Regions from separate parts of the Homo sapiens genome. Here region 2 is linked to region 1. A link is a contact called in ENCODE Hi-C or POLR2A ChIA-PET data. All regions are on one chromosome and are shown on one strand. The core of a region is the stretch at or near the end of the contact, and the rest is flanking DNA. Distances in the headings are between cores, read along the strand shown. Region 1 overlaps TNS3 (tensin 3). Region 2 has its middle 13 kb from the start of LINC01447.

Region 1 (4,047 bases), core at 1,055-3,554:
AAACTCAGGAATGGGGATAAGGCTCAAGATGCTCCCATTCGAGACAGAGCAGCCCTCTCTGTGCGCCCGTGTGGCACAGGTAGGATTGGATGTCGCCGCAAGGTCCCTCCGCCGATGTCATAGGGCGGCCATCTCCATGCTCTTATCTATTTGCTGTTCTCACTCTCCTCACAGATCCTCACCTCCCCACGCCAGATCTGCCCAAGAACACTGCAACACACTTCAAGACAACAGCCCCTAAAACTCTTGAAGTTTTCATCCCCAGATATTCAGTTTTACTCTTTCTCTCTTTCTTTCCACGTAATGATTTTCTTTTCTCGAAAAATAATCACTGGGGCCAGGCACAGAGGCCGACGCCTGAATTCCCAGCACTTTGGGAGGCAAAGTTGGCAGGCTTATTTGAGGTTATGAGTTGGAAAACAGCCTGGGCAACAGTAAGACCCCCATCTCTACAAGAAAGAATATAAATAAATAAGTAAATAAATAAATAAATCATTATCCCCCTCAAGGGATTCTTATCGTATGGGCATGGTTCACGTGCTCAGACATGAATCTGATCCTCACACAACCCCTTGATGAGTATCAGTTATTGTCCTCATGTGGCAGACCGGGAAACTGAAGCACAGAGAGGCAGTGGAGCTAAGGTCTGAACTCACATCAGCCTGGCTCTGGAGATCACAGGTTTAACCTTTGAGCCTCTCAGAAATCAATCGAGGTGGACTTAATCTTCACAAATAGGACACTGAATCAGCTGCGGCACTGACTAATGTTGATGAAGCACTCAAGAGCTGACAGAGTCCTTTTACGTCCCTTGACTCACATGTTCCTCCAAACAGCCTGTGAGTAGGGCCAGCCAGGCCTCACTGCCCACTTCACAGTCCAGAGAATCAAGCCCAGAGTCAGTGAGACCCACTGAGGCCCCGCCTGCTGCTTCGTCTCAGGGCGCCAGCTCCCATCCCTAACATTACTTACATAATCTATGTATAGGACGAACCTTGTTGTCTCTTTACCTTGTTGTTAACCTGCCCCCCATTTAAGATATCCCCCCCCAACACAAGGCACGGGTGCAAAGGAGAATGTCTCTGCATCTCCATCAGATATTCAAAGGGATCATATTATACAATATTGCAGAATGAAAGGAAAGAAAGAAGATGGTACCAATCCCTCAAAAACATCTTAAGTCTAACTCAGGAAACCCTCTTAGTAATTGTCTCCTTCAAATACACATTTGGAAGGAAACAAGTCCCCCACCTCACTCAGTGTGTGAGCAGACCCCAGCGGTGGGGCCACTCATCACCATGTAAACCAGGAGCACCCTCCCAAGAACCCCAGTCCCCCACACACATGGGTGTGACTGTCCAGGACTTCTTTGTCCCTCACTAGCCCAGCAGCCCGGTGGCAGATGTCCACCTGTGTGTGGGTGGCCAGCACCTAACACAGTAGGCACCTCCTAGACCCATGCTAGCCACAGTGAGCTGGCTGGAGGGGCGAGGGTGATAGGGGATCCTGCCTGTCCATGCTCACCCTAGGTTAGGGGCCGTCTGGCTGAGTCATGCAGAGGCCAGGCTTCGACTCCATCCTCTGGAACAGAGCTCCTCACATTTCTTTTTTTTTTTTTTTTTTTTTTTTTGAGACGGAGTCTCGCTCTGTTGCCCAGGCTGGAGTGCAGTGGCACAATCTCGGCTCACTGCAAGCTCCGCCTCCCGGGTTCATGTCATTCTCCTGCCTCAGTCTCCCGAGTAGCTGGGACTACAGGCGCCCGCCACCACACCTGCTAATTTTTTGTGTTTTTTTTAGTAGAGACGGGGTTTCACCATGTTATCCAGGATGGTCTCGATCTCCTGACCTCGTGATCCGCCTGCCTCAGCCTCCCAAAGTGCTGGGATTACAGGCTTCAGCCACCATGCCCGGCCGCTCCTCACATTTCTTAACACTTCAGGCCTGCCAGTGTCCCAGGGTTGCTGATACCCACGTGGGCTCCGTGAAGCACAGCACTGCCTCTTCCCTGGCTTCGAGGATGTGGAATCAGAAGTTGCCACTTGGCCTTGCCCCCCTGCCACACCTAGGCAGACCTTGAACACCCAGAGAGTAGCATTACATCCATCTGAATAAACCAACAGAAAACAACCCCACAACTTAACATAAAATTCCAGATCACAGTTACTGCAAAACAAATACTTGGATTTATGAGCTTGGCTACACTACTCAGTGAGTTTTAAAAATCAAAATCCACCAGCACAATCAACTAACACAACCCAGACGTCCCTGGCATGCAGAAACCTCAAATCCTGACAACCCAGACCGTTGAGAAACATCTGGGAGGGGTCCAGGCCTTCTTCCCAGCCACAGAGTTAGAAAACAGGAAGGATTTCAGACAAAATCCACGAGTAAAGTCCGTGTGGAGGCGGCTGAGAAAGGCTTTGTATTGCAACAGAGGAGCAGAATTTAGAGGCAGGGAAGTGCTGCTTCCCATCGGATAACCACCACCGACCAGAAATTATTCAGATGAAATTTGGCCTGGGTGCCTCCTTCCCCTTTGGGAGCTTCTGGGAGATTCTGTCGTGTTGCCACCTCTCTGGATGGGGCAAGTCTGATGGGAGGGCTGAGCTCAGTTCCCCGGTAGAAGTCAACCCCAGGGTGGGGCTGGGCTTGCCCTCAGGGTTGGGGGACTCACCACCTCCAATTGTTCTGGAAAGAACTTTGGAAATAACATCTGGAGCCATTTCACATGGATTTGCCAGAGAAGAGCGGATCAATGAGCCAGGTGTTTATCTGCACAAATTCATCTGGATTGTCATGCAACTTACATTCCCTGTGCACCTACTGGGCTCTAGGCCCTTTGCTGAGACTCAGGATACCCAAGAAACAGCAGTGCATCGCATCATAGTAGGGGCAGTCGGCCCAGGGGAGCAGATAGATTCATAAACAAATGATCAGAACACAGCAGTTCCTCCATCGTCCTGACAATGCCCACACTCCCTGCCCCACCCACCTCCCAGAATTGCCTGTCCCTCCTCTGTGCTCCCAAGGAGGCTGCAAATACCTCTGATAAAGCACTCCTCACACGGGATCCTGTTCCTGCTCACTACTCCAGCCCACTAGACTCCGAGCCCTTCGAAGCCTTGGTCACCGTGGGCATCGCAATGCACCAGCTGCCGCACCTGCTCAGTAAAAGTGTGCTGGTGAGGGTTCACCCTGCAAGACAAGACAGCACTCCACTTTGGGACGGAGGTGTCTGCCCTGTGCACAGGCATCTGGTGAACAACACAGAGCCAGCCCCTCATGCCTCCTGGGCTCCAGCTGAGGGCAGAGAATCACTGCCCCAGTGAACATCCGGATGGCTGGCTAGTCACTGGCCATGGATAGTTCTGGAGGGAAAAGGGCAGATGCTAGGGGACACAGCGGCAGGGCAGGGAGGCACCTTCCTGAGGACCTGGTGCTTGAGCTGAAACCTAAAGGATGAGGGTCAGCAGGCAGAGCAGCACAGTCCAGCAAGAGGTCAAAAATGAGCCCTGTGCAGCCGGCCTCTCAAAGCACCTGGGGGAGTCAGGAGAGACCAAATAAGGCAGGCACAGCCTCAAAGGGCCACCATGAGGATGCAGGCACAGGTTCTTCCCGCTGGATGGTTTACAGTTTCCCAGAGCCGTTCTCTGAGTACAAACAGGAGAGGAGCGGAGAGGCAAACAGGAGACTGGATCTCAAGGGCATCCCAGCCTGGGCAGACAAAGGGCCAGACCCAGGGAAGCTGGGTTAGGAAGGAGGAATGGGAGGTCTGCACGGCGATGGAGACCGGGGCCCAGCCTCCAGGAAGAAGGCCAGCAAGGGTGGAGCAGCAGGCAGGGCTGGGGGCCAAAGCCTGGCCAGGGGCTCTCCCATTCAGTGGATCTGGGTCCCAGGTATCAGCAGGGATGGGATGCCCGCCCCCCAAAAGTGGGGACACCATATCCCCCGCCTTCTCACAGGCAAGCAGGATCATAGATTTGTTGCTTGCATTAAGTTAGAAAACTAAAGCCTCTGTGCATCAGCAGCCTTTGCAGGCCTAGGGCT
Region 2 (4,047 bases), core at 978-3,477, 110 kb after region 1:
CACATACTCTTTCTTTTTTTTTTTTTTTTTTTTTGAGATGGAGTCTTGCTCTGTTGCCCAGGCTGGAGTGCAGTAGCGCTATCGCGGCTCACTGCAAGCTCCGCCTCCCAGGTTCATGCCATTTTCCTGCTTCAGCCTCCCGATGTCACATACTCTTACAAGACAAAGCTCACAGTGAGGGGGGCAGGAGGGACTTCCACTGCTGGGGTCTGCTTTCCCTGCTTAGCGCCCTCACCTCCTCTTGAGCTTCCAACCTTCCGTCTCAGGCTTGTTCTCTCCAAGATGGTAAAACAGAGCTTTCTGTTTGTTTGTTTGTTTTTGAGACAGAGTCTCACTTTGTCACCCAGGCTGGAGTGCAGTGGCACTATCTTGGCTCACTGCAACCTCCACCTCCCAGATTCAAGTGATTTTCCTGCCTCAGCCTCCCAAGTAGCTGGGATTACAAATGTGCACCACCATGCCCAGCTAATTTTGTATTTTCAGTAGAGACAGGGTTTCACCATGTTGGCCAAGCTGGTCTCGAACTCCTGACCTCAAGTGATCCACCCGCCTTGGCCTCCCAAAGGGCTGGGATTACAGGCTTGAGCCAACACACCCGGCCTGTCTGCTTGTTTTTAACAGACATGTTTGCCTCTTCTTTTTTAAAAAAAGCAACACCACCCCCAACCCCAAATAAATCTCAAGAAAGAAAAAGACCTTGATCAATGACTCTTTTTCCTTTAATTTTAATGGAATGCATAAGGTTTAAAGTCAGAGAGAGGAGGGTTGGAAGCTTGGTCCATCTGGTACTTGCAGTGTAAACTTGGACAGGGAATCTCATCTCTAGTTTCCTCTTCTGTGAAATCGAGATAATCCTACCTTCTTCACAAGGTAACAACACAGATTAAACAAGATGATGAATATAAAATGCTTGGTCCCAGCCCTAGCTCATTGTACACAGCTGCTCCACATAAAGTATTGAAGTTACTATCATTGCTATTAACTCTGACTCTCTCTGGTCCTACAAGTGCTCCTTAAGGAGGCTCCTTTAGGATGACAGGGACTGTGTCCAAGGCTGAAGTTCTGCCTGTCCAAGGCTGGGCTAAGCCACCAGTCTGGTCAGTTCAGTGGGTGGTTACAGGGTTAGGGGCTTTGCTGGGATGAGTAGTCAGTTTACCTAAGTGTGCAATCAGTTCATCTTGCCAGGTCAGACATGCCAGCTACTGCTGAAAGTATGTGTATTTAAAGATTGTCTGAGTCTGCTCCAGCTGCCATAACAAAATACCACAGATGGCTTCAACAACTGAAATTTATTTCTCACAGTTCTGGAGGCCAGAAGTCCAGGACCAGGGTGCCAGCATGGTTGGGTCCTGGTGAGGACTCTCTTCCTGGCCTACAGACGTCCGCCTTCTTACTGTGTCCTCACATGGCTTTTCTTCTTCTGCCCTGGTTGGGAGAGGGGGAGAAAGAGAGAGGGCGGGGAGATCCCTTTCCTCTTTTTCTCCTTGTAATCCTGTGGTGGGTAGTCCCACCCTCTTGACCTCATCTAACCCCAATCACCCCCAAAGGCTCCATCTCCAGACACCATCTCATTCAGGATTAGGGCTTCAGCATGTGAGTTACGAGGGGACCACAAACATTCAATATTGGGTATCCTATTTCCCAAGAACGAATAGTCTTCAGGGGAGTGAGTGTTGAGATAGAATGACTTTTGCTTGGAGGCTCTCTGCCCCTCTTAGGGGGCTGCATGGATTCTCCATGGGCGCTGTTGCCCATGCATCTTCTCTGTGCAGCTTCCTGTGCCTGACTGTTTAGACCTCACCGCAATCCCGCATGTTGGTGCTGTTATGACCCCCCTTCTGCCAGGAGGAGAGCAGCTCAGGGAGAACTGGCGTGCCCAGACGACACAGCTAGGACGGGGCGGGGGCTTAATGGAGCCCAGAGCTCTGCGTGCAAGTCCAGGCTCATCCCCACCTGCTCCTCCACTCCCAGAGAGCCCCAGCCTCTCGTGGTGCGCTGGACGAACCTGTGCTGCTGCAGCTGGTGGCGGGTGTACTTCTGGGCGTGAACTTCACGCTCACTGGGAGCAGCCCATGCACCGGCCCCCTCGGTGCGCTCAGGTCTCAGGTGCCTCCGGGAAAGAGGAGAAGGCAGCTGTCTCTGCGCTGTCCCTGAGCCTGATGCCTGTCTGGAATCCTACTGATGAACTGTGAGGACCAGGCTGGCAGCAGCCAGCTCATTAGGTCTTGTCCTCTGAGAAACGCCTGGCAGAGGGCGGGGCAGCCGGCCAGGAGCAGCGCTGGGAGGAGGGTGTTTGTTTTTGACACAGAAGAGCTGGAGAACACTGCCATTCGTGAGCTGACCTGGAAATGCTGGCGGCCCCTTGGCAAGGGAGCTGAAAAGGGCAGCCCCCTCTGTGGAAGGTGGTCGAGGGGTGGTGCTGGGTTGTCTGAGAAGACATGGGCTGGGCCTAGGTGAGACTGAGCAGAGCGTGGGAGCCCAGGGAAAGGTTCAGGGCCAGGACAGGGAAGGAGGGAGGGGAAGAGGGAGGGAAGACAGGAGAGAGAGGAGAGGGAAGCAGGGGGGAAAGGAGAGATGGGGGAGAAGAGAGGGGAGAAGGAAAGAAGAGGAGGGAGGAAGGAAAGGAGAAGAGGAGTGAAGGAGGGAGAAAGGAGACAGGAGGAGAGGAAGAAGTGAGGGAAGGAGAGAAGGGAGTAGGGAGAAGAGGGGAGAAGGGGAGAAGGGAGGAAAGGGAAGACGGAGGGGAAAAGAGGAAGGGAGGAAGCAGGGGCACCCCAGAAAGGGCCAGACACTCTCCAAAGTTACAGCATCCTCACAGCATGCCCCCTGAGAAGGCAGCATTCATGCCATTTTGTTTAAGTGAAGAAACAGGAATGAGTGCCAGAAATGGGACCTGGGCCGAGTTGGTCACAGCCAAACAGAGAGCAACTGGGTGGCCCATGGGTGCATCCAGCCTGTACCCGTGGTTTGGCCTGTGGTATTTTTGCATTTGTTTTCAGTTGAGTTCGTTGCCAGCCTTTAAACATCAGGAGACTTTACACAAAACCAGGGACTGTTGGCTTCTTTTTCCACACAGGCCCTTCTGGACCCACAGAGTCCACATTCCCCAAAGTGAAAGCTGCCTGGCCTCTGGGGGTGCACTGGGTCCAGCACCCACAGGTGAAAGTGAAGTCAGCCAGTGCCCCGTCCTGGAAGCCTCTGGATTAACTGCGCAGAGTGGTCAAGGTCTCGGGGACTTTCCCCATTGCTGGGGGGTCGGGGGAGGGGATCCCCTTACAAACACCTCCAGGCCAGGTGCTTGGCTCTAAGGCAGGAACGCTTTTCTGTGTCTTGGCTCCCGGGCTGGGGACAGACAGGGAGCCCGTGAGTTTGTTGGCTGGAGTCACCCTTGACTGTCATCCTCGGGCTGCATCTGAAGGGAAATGGGGCTTTTAACAAAGTCAGTCATCCAAGAAAAACAACGCCAGATAATTTTGAGGCTAAAGAGCAGCCCTCTGCTCCCATCCCTGCCTGATTCTTTCTAGGGCAGGACGTTTGCTTTATTTTTTCATGGCGATGTCAAGCAGAAACATTTTCCAGGTCCTGGCAGCCCAGTGGTATGGAAGGCGTCTTCCTTCCCGCCCTGGCATTAGCTATGGCTGTCACTTACAGCAAAATGAGACACTCTGCGACTGTCTGACTGCCTCCAGGCGCTGGCTGCATTTGTGCAGGATTTGGGGCCTGGGCAGGCTCAGCCGACTCAGAAGAGCCTGTTTAAAAATGAACTCTTTTATGTTCGAAAGTTTCAAAAATAGAAGGAGCCAAGTTTAGAGATGGAGATGCCATTTAAATGTCTATGGTTACGAGTGCTGTGGGTGGTGGCCTCCCAGCCTCCCTGGGCCGCGCCTGCTCCCCATGGGCCACAACACCACCCCCCCTCCTCCAGCCGCTGCATTTTCTTCTATTCCCAACTGTGCGCCACAGAACTTTTACAGTTATTCACAAAGGAAACCTCATAGTAACAAACACATTTCAGAAACCTAAACCTGGTGCAGGAAAGCAAACGGC

Evidence for each region. A loop is a pair of places that touch in the nucleus more often than their neighbours do. ChIA-PET counts read pairs that join two places held with the same protein, here RNA polymerase II (POLR2A). Pooled maps may share reads with other maps.
Region 2: a loop to region 1 is called in a map of esophagus muscularis mucosa, with 1.8 times the contacts of the local background. The contact joins two enhancer-like sites. A Hi-C loop is called at or near these places in 1 of 168 maps with a recorded cell type or tissue (esophagus muscularis mucosa) and 1 of 50 pooled maps. POLR2A ChIA-PET finds 5 or more read pairs at or near these places in 4 of 52 experiments (AG04450, BJ, OCI-LY7 and 1 more).

Annotation. Positions count from the first base shown.
Region 1 is chr7:47,518,212-47,522,258 of GRCh38, forward strand. All of the region lies in intron 2 of TNS3 (tensin 3), which reads right to left. Among named protein-coding and RNA genes, the nearest start is that of SNORD151, 55 kb to the left of the region's middle. RefSeq lists enhancers at 940-1,651, 1,652-2,363, 2,634-3,140, 3,141-3,646. Within about 2 kb of position 2,305, at least 13 of the 41 ENCODE cell types and tissues checked have a DNase peak (open chromatin) inside an H3K27ac peak, as active enhancers do.
Region 2 is chr7:47,633,229-47,637,275 of GRCh38, forward strand. No RefSeq gene overlaps it. Among named protein-coding and RNA genes, the nearest start is that of LINC01447, 13 kb to the left of the region's middle. RefSeq lists an enhancer at 1,447-2,158. Within about 2 kb of position 2,228, at least 15 of the 41 ENCODE cell types and tissues checked have a DNase peak (open chromatin) inside an H3K27ac peak, as active enhancers do.